Regions from separate parts of the Homo sapiens genome. Here regions 1 and 2 are each linked to region 3. The links are chromatin loops, found by intact Hi-C in ENCODE. Cell type or tissue: heart left ventricle. All regions are shown on one strand. Links, peaks and the distances in the headings refer to the core of each region. The heading gives the core; the rest is flanking DNA. Region 1 holds the start of LOC400499 (putative uncharacterized protein LOC400499). Region 2 overlaps LOC400499 (putative uncharacterized protein LOC400499). Region 3 holds the start of LOC124903643 (a long non-coding RNA gene).

Region 1 (10,527 bases), core at 1,524-9,523, 110 kb before region 3:
GGCTCTTCTCACTCCACGAACTCCCCCAACCTGCCCTAAAAATATTCCTTCCTTAACCTCTGCTATTCCCCGATTGGGCCCTCTGTGGCACCTCTTACAATCAAAATTGCACCATTTTCCCACATTCCTCCCAAGGGTCCTCACTTGCCAAATATAAGATTCCTCAGAAAGCTCCTCTGTTGATTAAGCAAATTGGAAATTGGAGGTAAGGGGCTGTGGCTTCCTCTTAGTCCTCCCCAGCATCAACGTGATCTCCCGGTTGCCCAAAGACACTCACCCATAAAGCCATCTGGCACAGGCCAAGCACATCAAGGACAGCCAAGCCTTGGAGGCCAAGACCACTCCCCTCCACCAGGACGTCCTGCAGGCTGGTGCTGGTGTTGGTGGAAAAATGATAGGTGTATCTGGTGCCCACAGGGAGGTGGGGCCCAGCTGACCCTGAAGGGCAGAGAGAGAGACAGCAATGTCACCTTGAACCTGCAGCCCTCTGGGATCCCAACTCCACCTCCAGCCATCCTTGCTCACACCTCTCTCTCTCCATCTGGGCCCTGAGCTGCCTGTCCCCAGCTTGGGGAAAGGTTGGGTAGCTGCATACCCTCATAAGGGTGAAAAAGAAAATAAAGATAATAACAGTAAGTGCTCAATAAGTACTAGCCAGTGTCATCATGGGCCAGGCTTTCTTCTAATATCAAGGTTTCTCTGCCTGGGCACTATTAATAGTTGGGGCCAGGGAATTCTGTTTGTGAGGGCTGTCCTCTGTGTTGTCAGGAAATTTACCAGCATCCCTGACCTTTACCCACAAGATGCCAGTAACCCAGCCCAGTTGTGACAACCAAAAATGTCCCCAGACTTTGCAAAATGTCCCCAGGGGAGGGAGGGCCACAATCACCCCAGTTGAGAAGCATTCATCTACAGTAACTCAGTTAAGCTTCATAACCAACTTTGAGGTGAATACTCTTTTTTCTCCATTTTACAGAGGAAGAAACTGAGGCTCAGAGAGGTTAACTAACTTACACAATCCGCAGCTGGGATTCCACCCTTGGGAGTCTGACTACTCACCTATCATCTTGATGGATATCAAGTGGGGCTGGCAGGGGTTAGGGTGGGTTGTTATTCTGATCTTTATAGAAGATAAAGCTGTAAAGCTGCCCAGCCTTGGGGGATCTGGGGGTGAGGAGAGTAACTGCTCTGGGGAAGAGCTGATTTAGGGAACAGAGAGGTCTGTAATTATCCAGCCAAATCTCTAACCTTCTATTGAGGCCAGGGGATCAAGCGTGAAACCTAATTATAACATCTCACCCCTCCCCATGGCTTGTGATTGAACTGACATTTTCATGTCAATTTCCTTGAGACAGAACCACACCTCATATTCCTAAGATGCTTCTCTCTTTCCAAAGAATTTGTTCCCAAGGTTCTTTCATCTGCTCCACTCCAAAATGCAAATGGCATCACCTGGCCAAAGACATTTATTCCACCTGGGGCCCACAGGCATGAAGAGGAAGCCTTGGGGGCTGGGATGGCTTAAGGCATTTTACTCTGAGCTTGCTATTCATTTCTCTAACTCTGTGGGTGACCTTTCCAGAACTGGCCTTGGTCCTCCCAACTGGTATCTTTGGGAGCATAGTCAGGGCCCTCTGGGGCTGTCTCTAATCCCATCTTACAGCTTCACTCCCATTGGGCCCTGTACTGGGCTCAGGCTCCTGGTCACCAGAGGTGTGATCAGGCGTCCTGAGAGAATCACTCACCTGTGCACGCAGTCATGCAGGAGGCCACCTGCCCCACCTGCGAATCTGGAATTTCTGAAATCGCAAATCAGATGGAACCAGGGTGAGGCCAGAAAGAGGCATAAGATAGCCCCACGCTATGGGCCACTGACCTTACTCTGGGAAGAAGATGAGAAATGATAATGCCAGCTCTCCCCAGACTTTGCAAAATGTCCTCAGGGGAGGGAGGGCCACAAAGACTGGAAGTGATTGCCCTACCCTTTGTCCAATTTGCTCTTGTTCATCTTGGGTACTGGCACCATCATCCCTGATAGCTCAAGCTGCCAATCATTCGTGCTTCCACATCCCTCATCACTACCTGAGTCCAATATGTCAGCAAGCTCTGCCAATTCCATCAACAAATACAGGTCTCCATTCCTCCCATCCATCAATCCATCTACCCATCCCCACTCCCATCCATCCACCCACCTGCTCCCTGCTCCTATCCATCCATTCATCCATCCAACCACCCCCACCCCCACTCCTATCCACCCACCCCCAATTCCCCTATCCATCCACCCACCCGCTCCCCTCTCCTATCCATCTATCTGCCCACTCCCCACACCCCTCCTATACACCCACCCCCAACCCCCCTCCTACGCATCCATTCACCCACTCCCCCTCCCATCCATCCACCCACCCCCAGCCCCCCTCCTATCCATCCATCCACGCATCACTTCCACCTCCTATCCATCCACCCACCCCCCCATCCGTCCATCCACCCCCCAACCCCCCAATCCATCCATCCACCCACCCACTACCCTCTCCTATCCATCCATCCACCTACTCACCCATTCCCCCTCCTATCCATCTACCCACTCACCCACTCCCTCTCCTATCCATCCATCCACCCACCCACTCCCCGCTGTTATCCATGCATCCATCCATTCACCCACTCTCCCTCCTATCCATCCATCCACCCAGCCACCCACCCTCTCCTGTCTCCTATCCATCCAAGTGACTTGCCCAGGTGCACACAGCTGGCTAACGGTGGAGCCTTAGGATTTGAACCCAGGCACTCTGGCTCCAGAGTCCCCAGCCATACCCTCATCCTGAATGAATCAGACAGTAAGTGAGCAAATGAGTAATGAATGGAACACCAGCAAGACCAAGAGGCTGCTGCAGGAAATAGCAGGAGCTGGTGCTGCTCCCTGTTGAGTGTCTCCCTTCTCCCACCATCGAAGGGGCAGAGGACAACCAGGGCATGAGCAGATGTGGTGAGGTGGCCCCTCGGCCCCCAGCTCAGGCTGCTAAGAAAACTGCCAGAGATTCCTGGAGCTCCCTCCCTGGGAAGGCCAGCACCCCTCCCTCCCTCCCTCCAGCCACCCAGCCCTTCCACTGCCACCTACTTTCAAACCTCGTTTCCCCTTCCTGCCAGCCACTTGCAGGATCTTTCCCAGGCATCACCCGTGCCCTCCTATGCATTAAGCAGGCATTCATCTGCAGCCATTTCCATAGGATGGCATTTCAATAATACCACTTCCATCCTCAAAACCACCCCGCTGCACCTCGACTGGTCATTGCTACACTTGCTGACCTGTTTAATCCCTCGAAAAACACATTGTGCCTGGGTACGGTGGCTCATGCCTGTAATCCCAGTACTTTGGGAAGCTGAGGTGGGTGATGGCTTGAGCTCAGGAGTTCGAGACCAGCCTGGCCAGCATGGCGAAACCCCCTCTCTATAAAAAATACAAAAATTAGCCGGGCGTGGTGGTGCACACCTGTGGTCCCAGCTACTCGTGGGAGGTGGGAGAATTGCTTGAGCCGACAGGTGGAGATTGCAGTGAGCCGAGATCGCACCACTGCCTGGTGCGATCGTATTCCAGCCTGGGTAGCAGAGTTAAGACCTTGTCCCAAAAAAAAAAAAAAAAGGAAAAACAAATCATTTCCCCAAAACGGGGAGGGGTGGAGGTAGGGTGCATTATATACTATTTTGTTTACACCCTTTAAAACATTGGACATGGTAAGATATCTGGCAGGGTTTTTTTCTCCTAAATATTTTGGCACATCTAACAAAACCCTCTTTGCATTCAAGTAGAATATCAACAGATAAAACCACATTTCAAAGACATTCAACCCAATCAATTTCCCTTCCAACTTTCCTTCAACTCTTTGATCACTCGGACACTGGGCACCAAATTAAACATATGTGTGCGTAATCATTACGTTCTCGATTGTGCACAAGCCCAGCATCCTGCTTGTTTGCTCAACAGACAATCCCTACATCTGCTTCACTGCTCAGCTAGGCTACAAAGCAGCCTGGCCCACCAGCCTCCAGCCACCATGACCTGCAGAAGTGAGCTGAGGTCTGAGAGCATTGTGCTTGAATTAAGCCTGTACCCCTTCCATTTCCTGAACGCTTGAACACATTTAAAATATTTTTTAAATTTCAGAAAAATGAAGTTCATGTCATGATAAATTCTTAACAGATTAACCAAGGATGGGAAAACACTGCACACTGGAGGTAATAAATTCTTCAATCAGATCCTACTCACTTCCAGGAAGAGATCTGAAATGGACTGAAATGAGTGTCATCTCTAGCCAGCAAATGAAATCAAGTCCCATTTCAGCTTTCTCAGCTGTCAATTCTGATCAGTGTGCATTCTTTTATGAAACCAACACAATTTACCAAGTACCTATAGCATGCCAGACAGTGTTCTATGCTGAAATAAAAGCCCAAATATCAAAACAATTACATCATTTACAACAAATAAAAGACCCCACAATCTGGCCCGCGCTCTCCAGTATGTGGCTATGAAGCATCTAAAATGTTACTGGTTACAGAGAAACTTTTCATTTAATTTTAATTAAACAAAAAACCAATACTCAATTCACTTATTATAAGACTTTCAGCCTGGTGCAGTGGCTCATGCCTGTAATCCCAGCACTCTGGGAGGATCACTTGAGTTTGAGACCAGCCTGGGCAACATGGTGAAACCCCGTCTCCACAAAAAATATTTTTTAAAGAAAGAAAACTTTCAAATATGTTTGAAACAACTTGGCACAGTAGGTAAACCTACTTTCTCAACTCTAAGTTTTAAGAAATCTAAAGACAGATCAAGTATTTGCAATGAAAACTTAGCATCTGAATTGAAATATGTCGTAAGTATAAAATACACATTAAATGTTGAATGGGAAATAAATCTCATTAATACTTCCTATTGATTACATTTTCTAATTATATATTGGATATATTGGGTTAAGTAAAATGTTATTAATTTCACCTGCCTTTTTAAAAATTTGTATGTGTGGGTACTAGGAAAATTAATATTACTTGCATTTTTTTGTTGCTGAGACAATGTCTCACTCTGTCGCCCAAGTTGGAGTGCAGTGGCATGATCTCGGCTCACTGCAGCCTCGACCTGCTGGGCTCAAGCTCAGTGGGTCCAGAAGGCAGCATTTTCTCACTCAGGGCTTCAGATCTGGTCTCTGCAGCTCCCCAATCCCTGCCTTGTCTGAGTTTCCAGAGGATGCTGGTGGAGCATGTGAGTGAGAGATGAGGATTCACCTGTCATCTCTCGCTCCTCTTCCCCATGAAAAGCAAAACAAAAGGTGGCAGCGGAAAGGCAGGTCAACAGGCATCTGGCTACAAAAGCGCAATCCCCGGCGCATCTGGACTGCCCCTTGCTTCGCTCCAGACAGGACCAGGAACGCGCAGCAGTTTTACTTACTCTCCGCAGTCACTGCCATCAGCGGCCAGAGCAGGACCAGACCGAGGAGTCCCACGGGGGCCGGCATCACTTCCTGGGCCAGCCCCGTGCCACCAGCCTCAGGCTCCAGAGCAGCTCAGCGTGGTCCTGAAAGGAATCTTTTTCCCCAAAGAGGAGGGCTCAGCTTTAACCCACTCTCCCAGCCCAGGAGGGTAGAAGGGGAGGTGGGGGGCATTCAGAACAGAGATCCAGCCAGTCAGAAGCCTCCAATAAAGTTATTAGCACCCCGCCCGACAGAGAGGAGGGGAGGGGGCTCCTGACCAATGAGGGGAAAAAAAGCCTAGAGGGGAAAAAAAAGGAGCTTGACTACTCTCCTAGCCTTGTAAACAGAGATCTCAGGTCAGAAGGCAAGACGGTGTAGTGGTTGTTTCTTTTTAATTGCAGTATAATTATATTTTAAAAACATAAAACTGACCATTTTAACCATTTCATTTATTTTAAAAGACAGGGTCTCAGCTGGGCGCGGTGGCTCACGCTTGTAATTCCAACACTTTGGGAGGTCGAGGCGGGCAGATCACGAGGTCAGGAGTTTGAGACCAGCCTGGCCAACACAGTGAGACCCCATCTCTACAAAAAATTTAAAAATTATCTGGGCATGGTGGCGAGTGCCTGTAATCCCGGCTACTCGGGAGGTGGAGGCAGGAGAATCGCTTGAACCCGGGAGGCAGAGTTTGCAGTGAGCCAAGATCGCGCCACTGCACTCCAGCACTGCACTCTGGGCAAAAGAGCTAGATTCCGTCTCAACAAACAACAACAACAACAAGGTCTCAATCCGTCACCAAGGCTGGAGTACAGTGGTGTGGTCATGGCTCACTGCAGCCTACACCTCCCGGGCTCAAGCAATCCTCTTGCCTCAGCCTCCCAAGTAGCTGGGACTACAGGCACTGTGCCACCACGCCCACCTCATTCTTGTATTTTTTGTAGAGACGGAGTTTCACTACGTTGCCCAGGCTGGTCTTAAACTCCTGGGCTCAAGCGATCCACCTGCCTCAGCCTCCCAAAGTGCTAAGATTACAGGCATGAGCCACGGCACCCGGCCCATTTTAACCACTTTTAAGTATTCAGTTGAGTGGCGTCGTGTCCACTCATGACATTGCGCAACCATCACTACTGTCTAGTTGTGTAGTCTGACATTGGGTTTGTCTTTCCCAGTGCTCAGGTTAGGAAAAGCCAACGGGAGGCCTGACTTAGCAAGGCCTTTGGAAATGGCTCTTATCACAGCAGCAGCGGGTTTTTCAAAGCTCCAGGTTTAAGGCCTCCCAAGAGGACAAGGAAGTAATTCGGGAGGCCAGAGGTCTGCTCACACCTGCTCAGCGTTCATTCTAGGTCCCACATCTCTGCCTCTCTCCCTCAAACTCACCTCCACCCACACCTTTTGGTTTTCAAGGTGTGATTTTTGTTTGTTTGTTTTTGTTTTGTTTTGTTTTTTAAAGATGGGCTCTCACTCTGTTGCCCACGCTGGAGTGCAGTGGTGTGATCGTAGCTCACTGCAGCCTCAACCTCCTGGGCTCAAGTGATCCTCCCACCTCAGCCTCCCAAGTAGCTGGGTCTACTTGACTCAATTCTCCCATTTAAAGCACAAAACTCAACTGGCGCGGCAGCTCATGCCTGTAATCCCAGCACTTTGGGAGGCCGAGATGGGTGGATCACAAGATCAGGAGTTCAAGACCAGCCTGGCCAACATGGTGAAACCCTGTCTCTACTAAAAATACAAAAATTAGCAGGGCACGGTGGCATGTGCCTGTAATCCCAGCACTTTGGGAGGCTGAGGCGAGTGGATCACTTGAGGCCAGGAGTTCAAGACCAGCCTGGACAACATGGTGAAAACCCGTCTCAACTAAAAGTACAAAAAATTAGCTGGGCATGGTGGTGCCTGTAATCCCAGCTACTTGGGAGGCTGAGGCGGGAGAATCACTTGAACCCAGGAGGCAGAGGTTGCAGTGAGCCGAGATTGTGCCACTGCACTCCAGCCTGGGTGACAGAGTGAGACTCCATTTCAAAAAAATAAATTAATTAAATTAAAATAAAGCATACAACTCAATGGTTTTTAAGATAGTAAGGGAGTTTGGCAATCATTACCACAACCAATTTCATAATTTCCTCACTGCAAAAAGAAATCCCATACCTAGTAAACAATCACCTCTGGTGCCTCTGACCCCAGTCCTTGGCCACCACTGATCTGCTTTGTGTCCTTATGGATTTGTCTATTCTGGACATTTCACATAAATGGAATGGTTTAGTAGGTGGCCTTTGTCTGGCTTCTTTCACTCAGCATGACAGTTTTGGGGCTCAGCCACGAAACGTGAAATAGTGTGTCATTCCTTTCCGTGGCTGAATAATGCACTGAAAGGATAGACCACTTTCTATGTAGCCATTTATCTCGTGATGGACAGTTAAATGTACTTTTAATGGAATTTTCTTAGAGTCAAATTAAGACACAGTTGACTGGTTGGCACACCATGTTTTATGAAAACTTAATCATTTATGCTTTTAGACTTGGCCCATTTTCTTTTCATATTTTGAAATCAATGATTCTACCTCCCTTTTCCCAAGCTCAAGCATTTTCCTTTATTTTCTTTTTTTGAGACGGAGTTTCGCTCTTGTTGCCCAGGCTAGAGTGCAATGGCGCAACCTCGGCTCACTGCAACCACCACCTCTCAAGTTCAAAGCGATTTTCCTGCCTCAGCCTCCCGAGTAGCTGGGACTACAGGCATGTGCCGCCACGCCTGGCTAATTTTGTGTATTTTTAGTAGAGCTGGGGTTTCACTATGTTGGCCAGCCTGGTCTCGAACTCCTGGCCTCAGGTGATCCACCTGCCTCGGCCTCCCAAAGTGCTGGGATTACAGGCATGAGCCACTGAGCCTGGCCCCCAGCTCAAGCATTTTCTCTAGCAGGGTTCAGGAGCACCTGACCCACAGGGATAAAGACCTAAAAGACCCTTCAGCTCACAGCTGCTTGGGGACTACGATGGGTTCGGGCGTGGCTGCCAAATGCTGTGGGGAAGAGCATCCTGGGGGGCGAGTGGGGGGGTGCTGGCTTGGAGGAGTCAGTGGGGAAACGAGATGCACAGGCAGAAGATCTTCAGCACACCACAGACAGACCTCACGCAGAGAAAGGAACAGTTATTCTGGCAGGAACTCGTGGAAGCAGTTTACAAAGGAGAGATTTCCCTGGATCTCAAAGAATAGATGGCATTGTTGTTAGGAAACTATCAGACTAGGCAAAGCATTCCTTGTATATTGACTCATTCATCAACTTCTCCTGCAAAATCCCTGCAAGGTGAACTAGGTCATCCCATGGTACAGATGAGGAAACAGAGATACAGAGAGGTTAAGACACTTGCCCTAAGTCACACAGCTCAGGAGGATTTTAACCCCATCTGGCTCCAGAGTCCCTGCTCTGTTAGCTCTGGCAGCTTTGGTCCATCACTTTCTTTCTCCGTCTTCTCCCCCAGGAGACTCAAGTCTCTGACCACAGGCCTGAATTCCTCCCCCATTCAAAGTCAGGAGCCTGAGCAGAGACCTTGCAATTCTCAATGCGATGGCTTCTCGCCAATCACAGTGGGTATTGGCTACAAATGCAGATTCCCAGGCCCATTCCAGACCAGGACAATCAGACTCCCTAGGGTGGGGCCCTCCCTCCAGGCCATTCTGATGACCAGCTGTGTTTGCATTGCCCCAGCCTACCCGAGTCTGCCTGGGAAGGGTCTCTGTACCGCTGGCCTCACTTTGTGTCTACATTGTCACAGGCCCAAAACCCAGTAAGGTGGTTTGATAGAACATGGGGACACAGGATTCGATTCACAAAGACTCAGACCCTCCTATACAAGCCATCCACCATAGATCCAGCCTCCCACCTCCTCTTCCTCCCACCAAAGAAAGTCCTGCTTCTACCTAGAGAAAATTTACGGGGTTGGGGTTGGGTTTGCCAGCGACTGGGGATCGAGCTTCCTTCCAGTCAGTGTGAGTTCAGCCGGAGTATGGATTGAAGCCCATCAGGCTCAGGTCAGAGTCACCAGAGTTCAGAAGCCCTTTTGGTGGGTGCAGTGGCTCAGGCCTTTACTCCCAGCACTTTGGGAGGCTGAGGCAGAGGGATTGTTTGAGCCCAGGAGTTCAAGACCAGCCTGAGGAACACAGGGAGACCTTGTCTCTACAAAAATAAAAGCCGGGTGTGGTAGTGCACACCTGTAGTCCCAGCTACTCAGGAGGCTGGGGCAGGAGGATTTCTTGAGCGCAGGAGGTTGAAGCTGCAGTGAGCTGTGATCACGCCACTACACTGCAGCCTGGGTGACAGAGCAAGACTGTTTTTAAAAAAAAAAAAAAAAGGCAGCCTTTTCATTTGTGTATTAGCTTGTTCTCACACTGCTATAAAGAAAGACCTGAGACTGGGTAATTTATAAAGGAAAGTGGGTTAATTGGTTCACTGTTCGGGAAGGTGTACAGGAAGTATATGGTAGCACCTGCCTCTGGGGAGGCCTCAGGTAGCTTTCACTCATGGCAGAGGGCAAAGCGGGAACAGGCGTCTTACATGGCAGGCGCAGGACCGAGAGAGGCATGGCAGAGGTACCACACTCTTAAACAACCAGATCCCTCTGCTCTGCCTATTAATCCTTCCCTTTCCCTTACCACGCCCCCCACCAACCCCAAAACCGCTGATCTTTTTACTGTCTCCAGTTTTGCCTTTTCCAGAATGTCACAGAGTTGGAATCCTACAGTGTTTCTTCAATTCTTTTCAGAATGAAGCAGGTTTTTTTGTTTTTGTTTTTGTTTTGTTTTGTTTTTTGAGACAGGGTCTCACTCTGTCACCCAGGCTGGAGTGCAATGGCGCCATCTCAGCTCACTGCAACTTCCGCCTCCCGGGTTCAAGCGATTCTCCTGCCTCAGCCTCCCAAGTAGCTGGGATTACAGGTGCCCACCACCATGCACAGCTAATTTTTGTATTTTCAGTAGAGATAGGGGTTTCACCATGTTGGCCAGGCTGGTCTCAAACTCCTGACCTCAAGTGACCTACACCTGCCTCAGCCTCCCAAAGTGCTGGGATTACAGGTGTGAGCC
Region 2 (10,527 bases), core at 1,553-9,552, 230 kb before region 3:
ATGGCTGGTGCTTATCATCCACCGCTAGCTCATGTGTCGTCTCTTCAGTGGGGCCTTTCCTGGCCACCTAATCTAAATAAGCTCCTTGGTCACTCTCAGTCACTTCAGTACGTTTTCTCCGTATCATAGTACTATCTGGCATATTTCGTTTGTGTGATTTCGGGGAGTCAATCTCCCCCGCTAGAGTGGACACTTGATGAGAGGAAGGATTGATCAGATCTGTTTTAGGTCACGCCCCAGCTTCTGAAATAGTGCCTGGCACCTAGTAGATGCTCCATAAATCATGCAATAAATCCAGCTCAATAAATCCAGCACATTGTGTCCATTTCACAGCCTTGTCTGTCCTTCCGCCCAGGAACCGGGACACTAGGACAATTTTTCTTTTCTCAAAGGGCTGTCCCAGAGGCCCCCCACCCCAGCGTGCTCCGGCCCTGGGCTGACCTCCACACACCTGCAGAAAGGTCTGTTCCAGTTTGATGAAATTGTTGAGACCGGCCTTAGCAGCTACCTGCCGGGTGCTGATGTGAAAATGACGCTCCTCCACGCCCAAGGCGAACATGCTCTGAACCTCACCCTTGGAGTAGTGTAGCTGGGTCAGAAAAAAAAAAAACCACCACAAAACACGATAAAGCTCCTCATCAGGGCTCTGATGGAACATTCCAGGAGATGCTGGCTGTAGGCCGAGGGCTCTGCCTCCCAAAGTCCCAGGCCCAAGAGACCCACAACTCCCTGGGCTGGATGAAGTTTGATGATGCGAGGGTTTGGAGCCTCAGGTTAGGCCATCAAGCGTGGCCATGGCAACTATCTCCTTCATGCCCTCCCTGCTATAACATTGACTTGAAAATATCTACCAGCCTGGCACCAGCAGCCAAGAATTCTAGTTGTAGTACTGTTGCAGACAGCAGGGGGCAGTCTAGCAGAAAGAATTATGCCTGGGTGCGTGTCAGCATCAAACACAACAGAACTCCAAGTGTGGATCTACCACTGAGAGGTGAGTGATCTCCAGCTAGTTCCTTAACCACCCAAGCCTTCTAATCCAAAAACAGGGATAAGGACACCTATTTTATTACGGGTTGCTGCGAAAATTGTATGAAATAATGTGCTAACTTCCAGGTTGGCTGAAAAGCAGAATCACTGCGGGGGAACTTATTAAAAATACAGATTCTGGGCTCCCACTTAAAACCTACAAAAATGGAGTCTCTGGGAAGATGTTCCAGAGCTGTTTTTTTTTTTTTTTTTTTTTTTTTTTGAGAAGGAGTCTTGCTCTGTTGCCCAGGCTGCTGAAGTGCAGTGGCACGATCTCGGCTCACTGCAACCTCTGCCTCCTGGGTTCAAGTGATTCTTCTGCCTCAGCCTCCTGAGTAACCAAGATTACAGGCATGTACCACCACACCCAACTAATTTTTGTATTTTTAGTAGAGATGGGGTTTCGCCATGTTGGCCAGGCCAGTCTCGAACTCCTGACCTCAGGTGACCTGCCCACCTCGGCCTCCCAAAGTGCTGGATTACGGGTGTGAGCTACCGCACCCAGCCAAGAGCTGGTATTTTTAACGCGCTCACTAGAGGCGTCATTTCGTTAGTGATACCCCTTGTCAAAAATGTTCAGCCTGAATCTTATCTTCAAGAAACAATCGGACAAATCCACATTAGGAGGATGTTTTGCAAAATAACTTCCTGGACACTTCAAAATTGTCAGTGCAGGATTTTTTTTTTTTTTTTTTTTTAGACAGAGACAGGGTCTGTCTGCTCTGTCATCCAGGCTAGAGTGTGCAGTGGTGTGAACACAGCTTACTGCAGCCTCAACCTCCTGGGCTCAAGCAATTCTTCCATACCTCAGCCTCCCTGGTAGCTGAGATACAGGTACACACCACCATGCCTGGCTGATTTTTAAATTTTCTGTAGCAATGGGGTCTCCCTAGGTTGCAGGCTGTTTTGAACTCCTGAACTCTAACAATTCTCCTTCCTTGGCCTCCCAAAGTGTTGTGATTATGAGTGTGAACCACTGCATCCAGTTGGGACTTTTCTGAAGGTGGTTAATGACAATAAAATGTTTAGGGGGAATTATATCTGCAACTTACTTTGAAATGTATCCAAAAATAAGATGGATGGATAGAGAGCTATGTGATTATGTGAAATAAAATGTAAACAGGAAAATCTAGTATGTGGGTATGCACTGTAAAATTACTTCAATTTTTTAGTGTCTAAAAAATTGTATAATAAAATGTTGGGGGGCCAGATGCAGTGACTCATGCCTGTAATCCCAGCACTTTGGGAGGCTGAGGTGGGCAGATCATTTGAGGTCAGGAGTTCAAGACCAGCCCGGCCAACGTGGCGAAACCCCATCTCTACCAAAAATACAAAAATTAGCCAGGCATGGTAGTGCATGCCTGTAATCCCAGCTACTCAGGAGGCTGAGGCAGGAGAATTGCATAAGCCCAGGTGGCGGAGGTTGCGGTGAGTCGAGATCACGCCTCTGCACTCCAGCGTGGGTGACAGAGTGAAACTTCATCTCAAAAAAAGAAAAAATAAATAAAAAAATAAAAAAATAAAACATTGGGTAAGGAAGGGTAGGGTGTAGAAGGAAAATATTCTAGATCAGGAGTTGGCTTTTGGGTCAAATTTGGCCCACAACCTGATTTTATAAAAAGTTTTATTGTAACAGCCATGTCTATTCACTTACATATCGTCTATAGCTGCTTTTGTGTTACAGTGACAATTCTGAGTAGTTGTAACAGGGACCATAAGGCCTGCAACCCCCACAACATTTTACTTTACAATAAAAGTTTGTAGACCTCTGTTCTAGATTAAGAAAATTAAAAAGACATGGCAACTACGAATGCTGCGTGATCTTGGCCTGCATCCCGGATTTAAAACAAAACAAAACAGTTTTTTGAAAGAACATTAGTGGGAAAGCTGGGAAATTGTATATGGGCTGTACATTAAATGAAGGTATTAATTCAACGTTCAGTTTCTGGAATGTTGTAATTACCGTGTTAAATCAGAAAATATCCTTGTTACAGGAAATAGTTGAAGTATTTCAGAGTAAAAAGTTGATGTCTTCAGAAACGTCTCTATATTAATTCTTAATGATACAGAAAAAATGTGTGATGATACAAATTTATGTAACAGATAAGAAAGATGGAAAGATATTAACAATTGGTCAATGTTCACTGTCCTACAGTAGCTTTTATATAGGTTGAAATAACTCAAAATAAAACTTGGGAAAAAACTAAGAAGCTCCCGGAATGGAGCCAGGTGTGGTGGTACCACCTGTAGTCCCAGCTACTCCAGAGGCTGAGGCAGGAGGATCACTTGCACCCAGGAGTTTGAGGCTGCAGTGAGCTATGATCACGTCACCACACTCCAACCTGGGTGACAGAGCAAGACCCTGTCTCAAAAAGACATTCTAAAAACAAAAAATAAGGCTGGGCGCAGTGGCTCACGCCTGTAATCCCAACACTTTGGGAGGCCGAGGTGGGTGGATCATTTAAGGTCAGGAGTTTGCGACCAGCCTGGATATCACGGTGAAACCCTGTCTCTACCAAAAATACAAAAATTAGCCAGGCGTGGTGGCGCACGCCTGTCATTCCAGCTACTCAGGAGGCTGGGGCAGGAGAATCGCTTGAACCGGGGAGGCGGAGGTTGCAGTGAGCCGAAATTGTGCCACTGCACTCCAGCCTGGGTGACAAAGAGAGACTGTGTCTCAAAAAAAATTTAAAAATTAAATAAATAAATAAAGAAGTTCCCTGAATGACTGTGCAGTTGGAGCGAAGTTTGAGGAACTCCAAAATCACGTGTAAATGCGGCAGGGGACCCAGCACATAGCGCATGCTCTGTAGACAAAGGTGGCCTGGGCCAGGGCTGGGAGGGTGCCTACCAAAACATGGTGGCTGGTAGGAAAATGAAGTGACTAGTTACAGATGTAACCATTCATGCATGCACTCACCTATTCATGCCCTATTTTTTTTACTAAACAACTACTGTGTGCTGGGCCCTGTGCCAGGCACTAGGCATGCCCTCCAGGAGCTCCGGATCTGGGCACAGACAATGACAGCTCAGAGGGACAGAGGAACCTGGCCTAAGACTACTGGGCCCTCCTGTGCACTCCTACGACCCCTCAAGTCCTGCATGCAGGGCAGAGATGGGGGTGACGCTGGCTCAGCTCCAAAGGGCTGTGTCATCTGCTCCAGCTTCTACAAGTGTGCCAGGCTGGGTGAGGCAATGCCAGGCGCCAGGCACTGGGTGAGGAGGCCTCCCCCATCTCCCAAAGGGCTTGTGAGCCTGACTGGGGGCCACGGGGGCTGGCCCAGGAATGTAAACCTGGGTATGTTTGGGAAAGCTGGAGCCAGGGGTTTCCGAGGGTTGCCCACCGGAGCCTGCTGCAGGCTGGTGAACAGATGTGCATGTATTAACACTCCCCAGAGGGGCCTGGCCCCCTCCTGCCTCGGGCTGGGCATCTGGAACCAGTTAGGAGCCAGGCAGCTGGGGCACAGTTACCTTAGCTGAGGCTGAGGCTGAGCTGGGGCAGAGACCCAGGAGGAAGGGGAGGCGATGCCGGCCTGAGAACAGCAGCTCTTTGCTAGAAGGAAGGAAAGAGAAGGCCTGAAGCTGGCAAGACAGCACCTTGTCCAGTGCCCCCAGGGCCATGTCGAGACCAAGGGGACTTCCCCGAGAGAGAGTCAGAGAGCCAGGATCACATCAGTGGCCCAGTTCAGGGCTATTCACACACCCCGAGGCCCAAGGGCCATACGGTGCCCTGGTTAGGGCTGGACTCTGGAGCCAAGTTACCTAGATTTGAGTCCTGGCTTGGCCTCTGCCTAGCTCTGGCACCAGGAGCAAGCTTCTTGGTTGTCCCTCTCTGAGCCTCAGCTTCCCCTGAGCCTCAGTTTCCCCATTGGTATCAAGGGTTAAACATGGCTCTGGGCTTCAAGTCTTCCATGAGTCCATCAATGAGCTTTCTTGGGTTGGTCCCATGGGAGTCCCAGCAGGGTCTGGACAGCAGGATTTTAACCCCCTGACTCCCTCCCAGGGATCCTCCTCACATAGCACCCCTCCCCTCACTCCTCCAGGCCAGGGTGGTTACAATCTCCACGTTTTTCTCTTTTTCTTTTTTTTTTTTTCCTTCTTCACTAGAGACAGGGTCTTTCTCTGTCACCCAGGCTGGAGTGCAGTGGTGCCATCTCTGCTCACTGCAGCTTCGATCTCCCAGACTCAAGTGATCCTCCTGCCTCACCCTCCTGAGCAGCTGGGACTACAAGCATGCGTCACCATACCAGGCTCATTTTTAAGATTTTTTGTAGCGATGGGGATCTCACTATGTTGCCCAGGTTGGCCTCGAGCTTCTGGGCTTAAGCAATCCTCCCACCTCGACCTCCCAAAGCACTGGGATTACAGGTGTGAGCCGCTGTGCCAGGCCTCTCTCCCCTGTTGCTAACTCCAGGGTGCTACACCCTCTTGTCAGGTTCCTCTCCACCTCCATGTCTCAGCCTTGGCACAGCTGACATCTTGACTCCTGGCCTTCACAGTCGTGGGTGTGTCCTAGGCACTGTAAGATGCTTAGCAGCATCCGTGGCCTCTATACACTGACTCTCACAGTGTCCTCCTCCCCACTGTAGCAACCAGAAATTCCCCAGACTTTGCTGAAAGTCCCTGGGGGGAAACTCGCCCCTAGGTGAGAACCACTGGTCTACCCCTTCAACAAGTGGCTTACTCACCCCCTCCCTCACTGCTGAGACCTGAGGGCTAGAGCCTGGCTGGTGGCCCCTGACTTACTGCACACGTAAGAGCACCAAGCGCCTCACCAGGCCCCCAGGCCTAAGGGCAGTAATAGTTATTAATAAGTGTTTGGGGCCTTGGATGCACTTAGTTTCTGAGACTGAGAACTCATCAGTGCCCTGCCTGGAGAGGATGAGGGATTTTTATAGCTGTGTGACCTTGGAAAAGTTACTTGGCCTCTCTGAGCCTCCCTGCCCTTGTTTATGCAGCAGTGCTGAGCAGAGAATTGAGAGGTGCTGTGTCCAGCGATGGTGCACAGCAGGTACCCAGTCAATGGTTCCTCCCCCGACTCCTCTCCTCCTGGGGGCCCCCCTCACCTGACTGCCTGGTTCTGGCCACGGACGTCAAGGACCAAGGTGGCCTGAGAATCGCAGGTCAGCTGCAGTGAGGAGCTCATCTCTTCTGCCTCCCAGAGTCCTTGGAACACGAGCTGAGGAGGGAGCAGGCTGTGAGATGTGTGGGTGTACATAGCCTGAGGAGCCTCACAGGCTGGGTGGGGACCCCAGCCGAGCTCTATAGCCCAGCACGTCCCTGTCCCTAAGCCCAGCATGGCCTGGCTCATCCAACACTCTCACAGGTGCTGAGGATACAGGGCCGGAGTCAGCCCCTATTGCAGCTCAGGTTGGCAGTGCCCACCGAGGGACCTCAAAGGACAGCTGCAGCCCAGACGTCGACAGAGAATGTGCTCCCGGGAGGGCTCCCTGTCACCTGACCTCGAGGCCAGGAAAGGGTTTAGATGAAGCCAAGGGCACAGGGTATCCAGTCCACTCAGTTGTGGGGTACAGGGCTGAGATCCTTTGCAGGAGGGGTGACATCCTGGCCCCCTGACCCCCTGGGAGCTGCTCCCTCCTCCTACAGCAGAGTGGACTGGGGCAGGGGTTGCTGGGTAATCTGAAACAGGAGGGTGTGAAAGAAGCATTGGCGCCTGGCTCTAGAATAGGCTCTGTGGCTCTTGGAGAAGGAGGGCCCAGCCAAGCAGGACGAGTTCATGCCAAGTGACAGTGGTCAGGGCATGGCCCCATGTGGGTTCCTCTTCACCGAGGCAGGAGGACACCGTGAGGAAGGGCCTGGGTGCCAAGTCTGAGTCCCTATTTTGCTGCTAACTTGCTAGGTGACCTTGGGCAAGTCACCCACACTCTCACGTGTGACCCAGAGATGATGATGATGACGATAATAATCACTGTCAGACCATCAGCATCTTCTTCTTCATCTTTGCCTTCATCACAGCAGGTGCTTAAGGATCTACTCAGGCATTAATGGGATGAACTCACTCGATCCTCACAACCTCCACATTATAGGTAATATCATCATCCCTGTTTTGCAGATGAGGAGATGAGGGCACAGACAGGTGAAGGAATTTGCCCAAGGCCACACAGCTGGCAAGCAGCAGAGCTGGGATCTGAACATCGGAGAGGGCCTTGGTAAGGACGGTGCCATCCTGCCTTTCTCTGGAGCCTGAGGAGGATGAGACTGACGAACGCCCATAAACCCTTTGAAGGGGGCTGGGCACAGGGCAGGGCTTGACAAGCAGGAGCTTTGATTCTGACCCAAGATTGCAGGGCAGAAGGACGCAGGGCAGGAGCCAGACGAGGCTCCAGGGCACCCATCCACACCAGCCCTGTGATTGGAAATGCAGAGACTGCTCAGCAGACCTGGTTATAGCGATTATGAATGAAGCCTTTGTAAATTGTCAAGTACTGGGGAAACCCAAGGCCTGGTCCTCCCCACCCACCCTGCACACAGCGGGTCCTCTGCACACCAGGAATTGGACAGAGAGAACAGAATGTGGAGGGAGGTCCTGCTCCATCCACTCCTTACCTGGTTGGTGAAGGGCAGGCCCAGCCTCTGGAGAGCAGGCACTGTGTGGCTGGCACTGGCCACCAGCTGCAGTGGGCCACGTCGTGGCCGAGCCACCAGGGCTGCCAGGTCCATGCTGACTCCACTGTCCCCACCATGGAGGGCCACCCTGGCCTGGGTCTGGGTCTCTAGAGACAGAGAATGGCATGGGCTACTGAAGACAGCTTCACCTCCCTTCCCAGCCCAGGAACACACCAGACTACATGAGAGGCCATGCCCTGTGGCCCTCAAACACAACACCAGCAGGAAAGGGCAAGGCTGCCACAGCGTGGGTGCTGGGTGGGGTCAACCCCTTTGAGCCTCCGTGACATCATCTGTCATAATTTGTCCCTGAGGATCCAGGCCTGGGTGGCTCCTTCTCTCATTGAAGTTGAAGTTGCTGAAATGACACCTTCTCCAAGAAGCTTCCCTTGACTGCCCATCTGAAGTCCCTCCCAGTCCTTGGCTGCCAGGCATCCTCCATCCCATCTCCCTGGAGTGTGGTTTCCAGCACAACCTGAAATGACCTCGCTCACTTACTTATTAGGTTCCTGCTCCCCAAACTCTCACCCCACCAGAAGGTCAGTGCCTGGGGTCGGGATTTCCCTTAGGACAGCTCCTGACATGCAGCGGGGGTGCAGTGAGTGCTTTCTGAATGACTGTGGGATGAAAGGCTTCTCTGCAGGGATTCCTGAGGATTATGGGAGGGGTAGCCTGCAGAGGAATCAGCATGACGTCTGCTCCCCACAAATGGCCACTGCGGCCACTGACATCCACCTGCAGCCACCTGGCCCTGGCTGGAGGGTCCCGTCCTTCCCATCACCCCCTACAGAACAGGAGATTTTGGCTCACAGTTAGGAGTTTCTTCTTTGACTTAAACTCCCTTTGCTATACAGAGAAACTCATCGGGTCCAGGAGCCCCAGAGCAAACAGATGGCGCCGATTCTGTATCAGATGCCAGGTTCCCGTGGGGTGCAGCTCACGGCTCAGGCCCAAGTGACACTCAGCCAGGCTCCAGCACCTCCCATCTGGCCAGCAGGGTGGACGAGCTCCACAGCCCTGAGCCTCGACTTCCTTATCTATGAGGTGGGCACAGCCCGCCCGCCTCAAGGGACAGCGTCCAGAGTGAATGGGGTAACACACGGGAGAGGACCACTTGTGGGACATGCAGGTGGCCTCAGGAAATGCTTCCTTCCTTCCTCGTTCAACATTCAGCCACATGTACCTACTACATGCAGGGCACAAGGAGACAGGGGACACAATCCCCACACCTGGGAGCACCCGGCTGTCAGAGATACCAAGAATGTTAACGACAGGCAGAGCATCCCCAGGAGGTAGGGACAACAGACTGGACAGCAGTGGGAGAAGGGAGAAGTCACTCTTGGCTGGGGGCGGCCATACCAGGCATCCTGGGTCGGGAACTAGAGCGGCGTGGAGGTGGTCATCCAGAATGGCCTCCCCTCACTTGACTGTCATGTCCCTAACAAACCCTGAGGTCAACTCAGACTGGGGACAATTTCCCCATGTGATCCTGTCCTCTGTTCTCCCCTCAGGAGGCTAACGGCCAAAAATAAAGTGTTTTTTTTGCTGTTGTTGTTTTGTTTTTTTTTTTTTGAGACAGAGTTTCACTCTGTGGCCCAGGCTGGAGTGCTGTGGCGTGATCTCGGCTCACTGCAACCTCCGCCTCCCAGGTTCGAGTGATTCTTGTGTCTCAGGCTCCTGAGTAGCTGGGACTACAGGCATGCACCACCATGCTCAGCTAATATTTTTTGTAGAGACAGGGTTTCACCATGTTGGCCAGGCTAGTCTCGAACTCCTGACCTCAAATGATCCACCCGCCTTGGCCTCCCAAAGTGCTAGGATTACATGCATGAGCCATTGCACCCGGCCCCCAAAATAAAAAAATTTGAGGCCAACAGAAGGACTCCCCTAGGGGACTGGGGAGTCCCCGGGATCCTGAATGGTCAAGAGCCAAGTCTCCATAATCTATATGGGGGTCAGAGGATGGCTCTGGGTTCAATCCTCACTCCGTCATTACCAGCTGTGTGGCCTAGACCAGGTGACTCAACCTCTCTGAGCCTCCATTCCTCATCTGCAGAATGGGAATGGCATTCCTAACCCTATCTCATAGGCTCGTTCATGCACCCATTCGATACCTACTATGCACCCTACGGCGAAGCAGACAAAAGTCATCCCTGCCCTCACAGAGCACACATTCTGGTGATTCTAGCATAGAAAAATGAAAAACAAAGGTATTTGTATGCTACACAGTGTGTTCAAATGACAGAGCTGGGGAGAGGGATGGGAGGGGATGGGAGGAAACGGGGAGGTGGAAAAGAGAGGCCTCCCTGAGATGCCATTGGAAAAATACCTAAGGGAGGTGAGGGAGCCAGGCAGGCGTGTGGGAGAGACACATTCCAGGCAGCAGGATCAGCCCGTGCCAAGGTCCTGGGGCCGCAGCAAGCCTGGCGTGTTGAAGAATAGCAAGGAGTGGAACAAGTAGGGCTGGGGGCTGGGAGATGAGGTCAGATGGGGGAAGGGTGTGGATTCTGATGGCTCGCAGGCCCCTCTAAGAGCTTTGACTTTCACCCTGTGTGATCGGGACGGCTGTACTGTATTGTGCTCTCGTGTGCACACAGCTTGCCTGGCATGTATGCAGTAAGTGCTCAGCCAGTGCTGGCTCCTCTTGTTGCTTTTATCTTCCCACCATAATGGGTTGAACCGTGTCCCCCAAAAAGAGATATTGAAGTCCCACCCCCCCTCACCCTCTGTCCTGTGAATATGACTTTATTTAAAAATAAGGTATTCACAGATGTAATTAAGTAAAAACAAGGTCATATTCAAGTCGGACGGGCCCTCAATCCACTGTGGATTGTTTTTATTTTGAGACAGGGTCTCATTCTGTCACCCAGGCTG
Region 3 (10,527 bases), core at 932-8,931:
CGGCCTCCCACAGTGCTATGATTATAGGCGCAGGCCACCGCGCCTGGTCTGCCTAAATAATTTCTTTCTATCTCCTGTATCACCAGCACCACAGAGAAGTGGAGAAGGGGCCTCACAGTAGGTGGCAGGAACGCCCATCTCTTTGGGTCAGTGTGGCTGCCTTGGGTCCAGGCTTGCAGCCTGGGAATGGAGCCACAGTAGAGTGGTCCAGTTCTGGGCATTCATTGGTGGCTCACTCTCTATCCCATCTTCAGTGCTGGGGCAGAACTACTCAGTCCTCTTTCTGTAAATTCTTCTTCTGCTTACATCAGCCAAGTCTGTTTCTGCTGCTGGCAGCTGGGGACCTGGGCTCACCTATGGCCTGGTAAAACTGCCGTGAGGAGCAAATGAAACAATCCACCAAGGACTCAGCACAGTGCCTGCCCATGAGGGGCACACAGCACGTGCACAAGCCTGCTATTCACAGCATAGGCTGCACGCAGCGGCTCACGCCTATATTCCCAGCTGAGGTGGGAGGATCACTTGAGCCCAGGAGTTCAAGACCAGCCTAGGCAACATAAGGAGCTCCTGTCTCCACAAAAAATTTAAAAATTAGCCAGGCATGCCGGTGGTGCCTGTAGTCCCAGCTACTCCAGAGGCTGAGGTGGGAGCATCACTTGGCCCTAGGAGTTTGAGGCTTCAATGAGCCATGATTGTGCCACTGCATGCTAGTCTGGGTGACAGAGTGAGAACCTTCCTCAAAAAAAAAAAAAAAAACTATATATATATATATCTATATCTATATCTATATCTATATCTATATATCTATATATATCTATATATATCTATATATCTATATATATCTATATATATCTATATATATCTATATATATCTATATATATCTATATATCTATATATATCTATATATATATCTATATATATATCTATATATATATCTATATCTATCTATCTATCTATATATATATATCTATCTATATAGATAGATAGATAGATAGATAGATATGATTAGCCCAGCTCTGTCACCTGCCAGCCAGGAACCTGAGTACATCACATCACCTCCTGGCCTCAGTTTTCTCAACTGTAAGATGGGAACAGTAATAGTCCACTTCCCCATAGGTTTGGGGTGATGATTAAATGAGATAATGCACATAACAAGTGCTCAGTATTTCCCACTGATGATAGTGCTTGCCTTCACATGGTAACAGCATGATTTCTTTGAGTTTTATGAAATAAGAACTGAGTAGGTGTCCTCAAACTCAGAGGGAAAAAATACATTGGAGCTGGGTATGGTGGCTCACGCCTATAATCCCAGTACTTTGGGAGGCCGAGGCAGGCGCATCACGAGATCAGGAGTTTAAGACCAGCCTGACCAACATGATGAAACCCAGTCTTTACTAAAAATACAAAAATTAGCCGGGCGTGGTGGTGCATGTCTGTAATTCCAGCTACTCAGGAGGCTGAGGCAGGAGAATCATTTGAACCCAGGAGGTGGAGGTTGCAGTGAGCTGAGATCACGCCTCTGCACTCCAGCCTGGGCCGACAGAGCAAGACTCTGTCTCAAAAAAAAAAAAAAAAAAAAAAAAAAAAAAAAAAAAAAAACCCTGGAAATTTAGCATCTAACTTTAATTCCTAATGGAGCAATTCTCATGTTAATATTAGTAGATTTCCAATAGGAATCACAGGTATTTTTAATTCCACAATCTCATTTTAGATATACATAGCTGGCTACCTTTTTAACCTGTGTATTTTTTTTTTTGCATTGAAAAAATATTCTGGATAGTAAACTTTAGTTATTTAAACGCGTAACAAATTGTTCAAGGAAATGGGTACTGACGTCAACAACTTATTGTGAAATGCATCCAAAAAGTAAGATGTGTAGAGTGACGGATGCATGGGTGAATGGTTAGGTAGAGAGAGGGATAGAGGGATGGATGGATGGATGAGTAAACAAATGGGTAGAGGTTAGAGGGATGGTTAGAGGGAGACAGGAATGGATGCATAGATGGTCAGAGGTAGGGATGGATGGATGAATAAATGGATGGGTAGATGTATGGATGGGTAGATGGATGAATGGTTAGAGGGAGAGAGGGATGGATGGATAAATGGTTAGAGGGAGGAATGGATGGATGGATAAATGGATGGATGGGTGGTTAGAGGGTGGGAGGGATAGACGGGGCATGGATAGATGGGTAGACGAATGAATGATTAGTGGGGGGAAGAATAAATGGGTGAGTGGTGGATGCATGGGTGGATAGATGGGTGGATGGATGGTTAGAAGGAGGGAGGGATGGATGGGTGGGTGGGATGCATGGATGGGTGGGTGGATGGATGGATGGATGAATGGATGGATAGATGGATGGACAAATAGGACAAAATGTTATCTGGGTGATGTATACATAGGTATTCCCCGTATAGTTCTTTCAACTTTTCTTTATATTTGGACATTTTTACAATAAAACTTTGGAAGAAAGATTTTTAAAAAAAAAAAAGAAAAAAGAATGAAACAGAGAGAAAAGGACATCCAAAGTCTGGGCAAAGAAAAAAGATTCATCTTTAAAATAATCTTTTTAGGCCAGGTGCAGTGGCTCATGCCTGTAATCCCATCAATTTGGGAGGCCGAGGAGGGCGGATCACTTGAGGTCAGGAGTTCAAGACCAGCCTGGCCAACATGGTGAAACCCCATCTCTACTAAAAACACAAAAATTAGCCAGGGCCTCTGCCTCCTAAGCTCAAGAGATCCTACCCTCTCAGCCCCCCAAGTAGCTGGGAGTACAGGCGAGAGCCACCATGCCCGGATAATTTTTGTATGTTTCGCAGAGACATAGTTTCACTGTGTTACCCAGGCTGGTCTTGAACTCCTGGCTCAAGCAATCCACCTGCCTTAGCCTCCCAAAGTGCTGAGATTACACGTGTGAGCCACCGCACCCGGCCAACAATGTGTCGATGTGGATAACCTTGTTTGTTGACTGTCCTCTCAGTAGAAAGGGAGGTCCACTCTGCCAGGGCTGGGTCCTTATTAGGCATTCACGGCTGGATCCGCAGGGCTGAGCACTGCATCCAGCACATAGTAGCTGCTCAGCACATGTTCGTGGAGCGACTGAGTGTGTAAGTCAGTGAATGAACAAACGAATGAAGGGGTTCTCGCTCTGATACTTGTTCTGCAGCCTGGGAAACTGAAGCTCAGAGATGAAGTGACTTCACCGAGGTCACACGGACAGTGGGCGGCAGAACTGGAGCTACCTACGCAATTGGGATTATGAAATATTTCACAAGTGCCAAGAAGTGCACATGATGCAGGGCTCTAGAAGGCTTCCTCTTTGATTTGTCACAGTCCCTGCAGCAGAGAGGCAGCCCAAGGCTCTGCAAATCACTGCCACTTCATCACGGCTGCAGCCACCCTTGTGCAGGCCCCAGCTCGAGGTCTTCTCACTCGATGCTGGTATGGGGGTGATGATCATCCATCTGGCAGGTCACAAGGACAACCCTCGGGATGGGAAATCTGATCCTAATTGCTGAGTCACAGCTAAAGGGCAGAATGACGTCGTCTGTAACCATGGCATGCATTCCAAACTCAGCCCCAGCTTGGCTTCTCCTCAAGTTTGAGTGAGCCCCTGTCAGTCTACACCACCCCTCCTCATGTTCGGCTGTTTTCAAGCCGGCACACTGGCAAAGATGCTGCCAGGAAAGAAGGAAGCCAAGCCCAGGGAGAGGAGAGAGCTGGTTTGCTGTGGGTGGCCAGGAACAAGGTCCCGTGTGTGGAGGAGACAGAACACAGTCATGATATCAGGCCGGGAGCAGTGGCTGACTCCTGTAATCTCAGAATTTGGGGAGGCTGAGGTGGGAGGACGGCTCGAGCCCAGGAGTTCAAGACCAGCCTGGGAAACATAAGGAAACCCATCTCTATTTAAAAAAAAAAATCAGCCAAGCATGGTGGTGCATACCTGTAGTATCTGCCACATGGGAGGCTGGGGCAGGAGGGTTGCTTGAGCCCAGGAGGTCGAGGCTCCTGTGAGCCGTGATTATGCCATTGCACTCCAGCCTGGGCGACAGAGGGAGACCCTGTCTCCAAGAAAGAAAGAAAAAGAGAGGGGAGGGGAAGAGGGGAAGGGTAAAGGCCACATACTGGCATGTACAGCCTCCCCTGCCTGACCCCCATTCCCAGGAGCCCCTTTCAGAGAGTAAAGAGAGCTGGAACAAGGGAGCAATGCTGACGGAAGGACAGACAGACAGATGGACAGACTGCACTGGGGGCAGAAGGGCCCGCAGGCTCCAGACGAGCACGATCAGCAGGAGAAAGCAGGCCATGCGCAGGTGATGTGGGTGCCAGAAGCAACCCAGCAGATAGAGGAATTCCAATAACCGCACAGCACTCAAGTAAAATAAAAACACCGTGACTTCGCAGCAAGCCAGTATGGCCCCCTAGAGGCCAAGGGCAGAATTTTATTTTTATCTATCTATCTCTCTGTCTATCTCTCTATCTGTCTGTCTATCTATCTATTTTCGAGACAGAATCTCCCTTTGTCGCCCAGGATGGAGTGCAGTGATGTGATCTCGGCTCACTGCAACCTCCGCCTCCAGGCTTCAAGTGATTCCCCTGCCTCAGCCTCCCAGGTAGCTGGAATTATAGGTGCGAGCCATCGCAGCCAGTTAATTTTTGTATTTTTAGTAGAGACGGGGTTTCACCATGTTGGCCAGGCTGGTCTCTTAACTCCTGCCCTTGGCCTCCCAAAGTGCTGGGATTACAGGCATGAGCCACCGCGCTGAGCCTGTTGAGGCAAAGCATAACCCCAGATCCTCCTAGCCAATGGACCCCTCGCTTCTGAAACAGTTCCGGTGGTCAAGTTCTGGGCATGTCCTGGACTTCTTGGTTTTGCGCGGAGGAATCACTAGTTCTGGGTGTTGATAGACATCAAAGCTTTTCCAACTGTGCATGTCTGGGATACCTGACTTGCTGTGTTGGCTCAGTTATATCTGCCAGGTAACTTGACCTTCTGTTATCAACAGAGTAGGTCCAGTTTGGGCTGGTCTTGCAGTTGTGTTTTCTTGAGGAACGGTTTGGGCTCAACCTGTCTTTCCAATCAGCTGAAACTGGAGCATCCCTCAGCCTCAGTTTCCCCAATATCCTGAACTCTGCTCCCTACATCGTGCACAAAGGCCAGATTTCTTATGAAACCATGTGGTGCAGGGTTAGAAAGAGACAGCCCTGGCCGAGCATGGTGGCTCATACCTGTAATCCCAGCACTTTGGGAGGCTGAGGCAGGCAGATCACCTGAGGTCAGGAGTTCGAGACCAGCCTGGCCAACATAGCGAAAGCCCGTCTCTACTAAAAATGCCAAAAAAATTAGCCAGGCATGGTGGCCCATGCCTGTAATCCCAGGAGGCTGAGGCAGGAGAATCTCTTGAACCCAGGAGGCGGAGGCTGCAGTGAGCCAAGATCCCAGCACTGCACTCCAGCCTGGCCAACAGAGGGAGACTCTGTCTCAAAAAAAAAAAAAAAAAAAAGACAAAAAAGAAAGAGACAGCCCTTCTGTGCCCCCTGCCTGGGCAAATGACACCTCCACCCACATAGGCTCAAAGCTGGGGAGCAAGATATCCTCCTTACCACTGCCCTCTCCCACCCCCCACCTTTCCCAAACCCTCACAGGGCACAGCACAGACTACTCTGCACCCCAATATCCACTCTCCCCTTCTTCCAAAGCAATAGGACTTCCAATACGTAGCTGGGCACAGCTACCCAGAAATAAGACCACATTTCCCAGCCTCCCTTGTATATAGGTGTGGCCAAGGGGTTAAATTCTAGCCAATAGGATGTGTGCAAAAGTGAACTGCGCAGGTCCCTGCATGTGTCTCTAAGGGAAAGGGCAGGTCTACCTCCATCATTAGCTTCCCTTCTCCTTTCCCCTTCCTGGCAGTTGGAGTGTAGGAGAGGGTGACCATCCGATTTGGACAATAAGAGCAAAGACAATCGTTTAGGGAAAATGGAGCAACAAGGTAGGAGGAGCCTGGGTCCCTGATGCCTTGGAATAGCCAAACCAGAGCTGCGACACTTACTTACACCAGGACTGACTCTATGTTAAAGGGAAACAGAGGCCGGGTGTGGTGGCTTACGCCTGTAATCCCAGCACTCTGGGAGGCCGAGGCAGGCAGATCACTTGAGGCTAGGAGTTCGAGACCAGCCTGGCCAACATGGCAAAATCCTATCTCTACAAAAAATACAAAAATTAGCCGGGCGTGGTTGTGGGCGCCTATAGTCTCAGCTACTCAGGAGGGTGATGTAGGAGAATCATTTGAGCCCAGGAGACTGAGGCTGCAGTGAGCTGTGATTGCACCACTGCACTCCAGGCTGGGCAACATAGCAAGAAACTGTCTCAAAAAAAAAAAAAAAAAAAAAAAAGGAAACAATCGTTTGTTGTTTAAACCAGTTATTTTAAGTCTTCAAAATGGCAGGTGAACCAGTGTCCCAACTAATAAAATCACCAAGTTCTGTGCATTTTGCCTCGTGCTGGTCACCTCAATTCATCTACTTCTTTTCTTCTTTTTTATTTTGAGACAGAGTTTCGCTCTTGTTGCCCAGGCTGGAATGCAATGGCATGATCGGCTCACTGCAAACTCCGCCTCCCGGGTTCAAGCAATTCTCCTGCCTCAGCCTCCTGAGCAGCTGGGATTACAGGCATGTGCCACCACACCTGGCTAATTTTGTATTTTTAGTAGAGACGGGGTTTCTCCATGTTGGTCAGGCTCGTCTCAAACTCCCGACCTCAGGTGATCCACCCGCCTCGGCCTCCCAAAGTGGTGGGATTACAGGCATGAGCCACCGCACCCGGCCATCTACTTCTTTTCATCTCCACCGACCCCAACCCATGCAAAGACATGGTCCCCTCCATCCCTTCCCTCACTTCCTGAGCTGCAAACTCACCAGCTTTCTATCAGTTACTCGAATGTATCAGGCTCACTCCGGCAGCGGAGCCTTAACACATGCTACTGCCTGCTTCTTCCTCTCTTCATCTAATCACCTCCTATTTTTCCTTCAGATCTCAGCGTGACCACCAGCTCCTCTTCAAGAAAAGCTGTTAGTGACTACTCTGATAGGGCAGAGCCCCTGTTATGAAATCCCACAGCACCACGAACCTCTCCTGCATAACATGTATCATAAGTTAGGATTTAAAATCCCCTGAGGGGAACGAGGAATCCATTCCCCAGATCACAGACACACAGGGTTTTTCACTGCGGCACTGCTAGTGATAGCATAACGTGAGAAACTCAAGCATCCACCAAGAAGGAACTGGTTGAATAATCTATGGCACAGCCACACAGAAGAGTACTATGCAGCAATATAAAGAAATGAGGCCGGGCGCGGTGGCTCACGCCTGTAATCCCAGCACTTTGGGAGGTCAAGACAGGCGGATCACGAGGTCAGGAGATCCAGACCATTCTGGCTAACACAGTGAAACTCTGTCTCTACTAAAAATACAAAAAATTAGCCAGGCGTGGTGGCACACGCCTGTAGTCCCAGCTACTCAGGAGGCTGAGGCAGGAGAATCCTTTGAACACGGGAGGCGGAGGTTGCAGTGAGCCGAGATCATGCCATTGCACTCCGGCCTGGAAGATAGAGAGAGACTCGTCTCACAAAAAAAAAAAAAAAAAAAAAAAAAAAAGGAAAGAGAAAAAAGAAATGAGAAGGCCGGGCACAGTGGCTCACGCCTGTAATCCTAACATCTTGGGAGGCCGAGGCGGGCAGATCATCTGAGGTCAGGAGTTCCAGACCAGCCTGGCCATCATGGTAAAACCCCGTCTCTACTAAAAATACAAAAATTAGCCAGGTGTGGATGCCTGTAATCCCAGCTGCTCAAGAGGCTGAGGCAGGAGAATCGCTTAAACCCAGGAGATGGAGGTTGCAGTGACCCAAGATCGCGCCATTGCACTACAGGCTGGGCAACAGAGCGAGACTCCATCTCAAAAAAAAAAAAAAAATGTTTCCTTATCCTACAATGCAGTGGTCTCCAGGATATATGGTTAAGCAAAAAAAAATAAATAACTGTTCAGGTGTGGTGACTCACATCTGTAATCCCAGAACTTTGGGAGGCCGTGGCAGGTGGATCACATGAGGTCAGGAGTTCGAGACCAGCCTGGCCAACATGACAAAACCTCATCTCTACTAAAAATACAAAAATTAGCTGGGCATGGTGGCGGGCGCCTGTAATTCCAGCTACACAGGAGGCTGAGACAGGAGAATTGCTTGAACCCTGGAGGCAGAGGTTGCAGTGAGCCGAGGTTGCACCACTGCACTCTAGCCTGGGTGATGGAGTGAGACTCTGTCTCAAAAAAAATTTTAAATAAATAAATAAATAACAGTATCCAAGGATCAGAACTATGAATGCAAAGCATGCTACCTACCTTCTCAATACACCTGTGGTTTGTATATGTTTGTTCACATTTTCAAAGAAAAACGATGGAATGATAAAGCCAACATGGGTATTTACAGGGTAAGAGGAGGCAGACTGGTGATGGAGGGGTGGAAGCTCAGCTTCTCTGAGTGTGTCTTGTTTCAGAGTTTCTATTTGGTAAATGTAAATATTTTACAAAATTACAAAGTAAAATCAAAGACAAAAAGACCGATCCCTTAAAATAAAAAAAAAAAGTAAAAAACCCTGAGTATATGCCAATTTGGCATAACCACACTAAGAAGGATTATTGGAAGTGACTTTTTTCCTTTTTTTTTTTTTTCCAGACAGAGTCTCACTCTGTCACCCAGGCTGGAGTGCAGTGGCACAATCTCAGCTCATTGCAATCTCTGCCTCCTGGGTTCAAGCAATTCTCGTGCCTCAGCCTCCCGACATACCTGGGATCACGGGAAGGCATTGCCATGCCCGGCAAATTTTTTTGTAATTTTAGTAGGGATGGGGTTTCACCATGTCAGCCAGTCTGGTCTTGACCTCCTGACCTAAGGTGATCTGCCCACCTTGGCCTCCCAAAGTGCTGGGATTGCAGGTGTGAGCCACTGCACCCAGCCTCTTCTTTTTTTTTTTAACTTTCATTTGAAGTTCAGGGGTACAAGTGCAGGTTTATTACATAGGTCAACCTGTGTCATGGGGGTTTGTTGTACAGATTATTTCATCACCTAAGCATTAAGCCTAGTACACATTAGTTATTTTTCCTGATCCTCTCCCTCCTCCCACCCTCCACCCTCCAAAAGGCCCCAGTGTATGTTGTTCCCCTGTATGTGTCCGTGTGTTCTGCCATTGAGCTCACAGAAAGTGACTTTAAAATAGCATTTTGAGGCTGGGCACGGTGGCTTATGCTTGTAATCCCAGCACTTTGGGAAGCCGAAGCGGGCAGATCATGAGATCAGGTGTTTAAGGCCAGCCTGGTCAATATGGTGAAACCCCGTCTCTACTAAAAATACAAAAATTAGCCAGGTGTGGTGGCACATGCCTGTAATCCCAGCTACTTGGGAGGCTGAGGCAGAAGAATTGCTTGAACCCGGGAGGTGGAGGTTGCAGTGAGCTAAGATCGTGCCACTGCACTCCAGCCAGGGTGACAGAGCGAGACTCTGTCTCAAAAAACAAAAATAGCATTTTGAGCCAGGCACAGTGGCTCATGCCTGTAATCCCAGCACTTTGGGAGGCCAGGAGTTCGAGACCAGCCTGGCCAACTGTAATCCTAGCTACCCGGGAGGCTGATGCATGAGAATTGCTTGAACCCAGGAGGCAGAGGTTGCAGTGAGCCGAGATTGTGCCACTGCACTCCAGCCTGGGCAACAGAGCGAGACACCATCTCAAAAAAAAAAAAAAAAAAGCATTTTGAGCAGGGCACAGTGGTTCATGCCTATAATCCCAGCACTTTGGGAGGCCAAGAGTTCGAGACCAGCCTGGCCAACATGGTGAAACCCTGTCTCTATCTACTAATAATAAAAAATGAGCTGGGAGTGGTGGCACACATATGTAATCCTAGCTACCCAGGAGGCTGACGCAGGAGAATTGCTTGAACCCAGGAGGCAGAGGTTGCAGTGAGCCGAGATTGTGCCACTGTACTCCAGCCTGGATAACAGAGCGAAACTCTGTCTCAAAAAAAAAAAAAAAAAATAGCACTTTGATTGTATTATACCAGATATTATATATCTCTAGTGGGTTTTACCCTAAGGACAAAAGAACCACCATGAAACAGAACTACATTGAAATCCTCACCTGTACTCAGTTATCTTATAGGTAGTGATTATATTAGCATTCTGACAGTGAAGCTGTCAGGTTTTTGCCATCTCTTGCTTCCTCTCTCACCACATGATCTCTGCACATGCCTGCTCCCTCTTTGCTATCCACCATGAGTGGACACGGCCCAAGGCCCTCACCAAATCCAGCTGCCCAATCTTCAACTATTTTTTTTTTCTTTTTTCGAGATGGAGTCTTGCTTTGTCACCCAGGCTGGAGTGCGATGGCACCATCTTGGCTCACTGCAACTTCTGCCTCCTGGGTTCAAGCAATTCTCCTGCCTCAGCCTCCCAGGTAGCTAGGATTACAGGCGCCTGCCTC

Evidence for each region. A loop is a pair of places that touch in the nucleus more often than their neighbours do. Peaks named below come from ENCODE experiments on the same cell type or tissue, not always from the same donor. Only the 100,000 strongest peaks of a DNase experiment are listed, where the experiment ranks them.
Region 1: a loop joins it to region 3, with 2.4 times the contacts of the local background. A loop is called at or near these places in 91 of 110 quality-filtered maps.
Region 2: a loop joins it to region 3, with 5 times the contacts of the local background. A loop is called at or near these places in 73 of 110 quality-filtered maps.

The regions. Positions count from the first base shown.
Region 1 is chr16:11,521,675-11,532,201 of GRCh38, forward strand. LOC400499 (putative uncharacterized protein LOC400499) reads right to left here and starts at 5,573. Exons shown (of 67, transcript NM_001370704.1): 1 at 5,435-5,573; 2 at 1,746-1,799; 3 at 278-438. The coding sequence starts at 5,501. RefSeq lists enhancers at 4,902-5,836, 5,837-6,770. In heart left ventricle, for the core only: no CTCF peak of the experiment used is centred there; a DNase peak (open chromatin) is centred at 5,477; H3K27me3 peaks cover 1,069 bases.
Region 2 is chr16:11,406,749-11,417,275 of GRCh38, forward strand. It overlaps LOC400499 (putative uncharacterized protein LOC400499), which reads right to left. Exons shown (of 67, transcript NM_001370704.1): 44 at 7,594-7,760; 45 at 6,093-6,205; 46 at 4,498-4,579; 47 at 452-589. Among named protein-coding and RNA genes, the nearest start is that of RMI2, 67 kb to the left of the region's middle. RefSeq lists an enhancer at 7,173-8,144. In heart left ventricle, for the core only: no CTCF peak of the experiment used is centred there; no DNase peak of the experiment used is centred there.
Region 3 is chr16:11,637,142-11,647,668 of GRCh38, forward strand. LOC124903643 (a long non-coding RNA gene) reads left to right here and starts at 3,321. Exons shown (of 2, transcript XR_007064986.1): 1 at 3,321-3,811; 2 at 4,164-4,406. It also overlaps a transcript of LITAF not described here. RefSeq lists enhancers at 3,392-3,686, 4,636-5,299. In heart left ventricle, for the core only: CTCF peaks have their summits at 4,425 (motif pointing left) and 5,433 (motif pointing right); a DNase peak (open chromatin) is centred at 3,290; H3K27ac peaks cover 1,799 bases.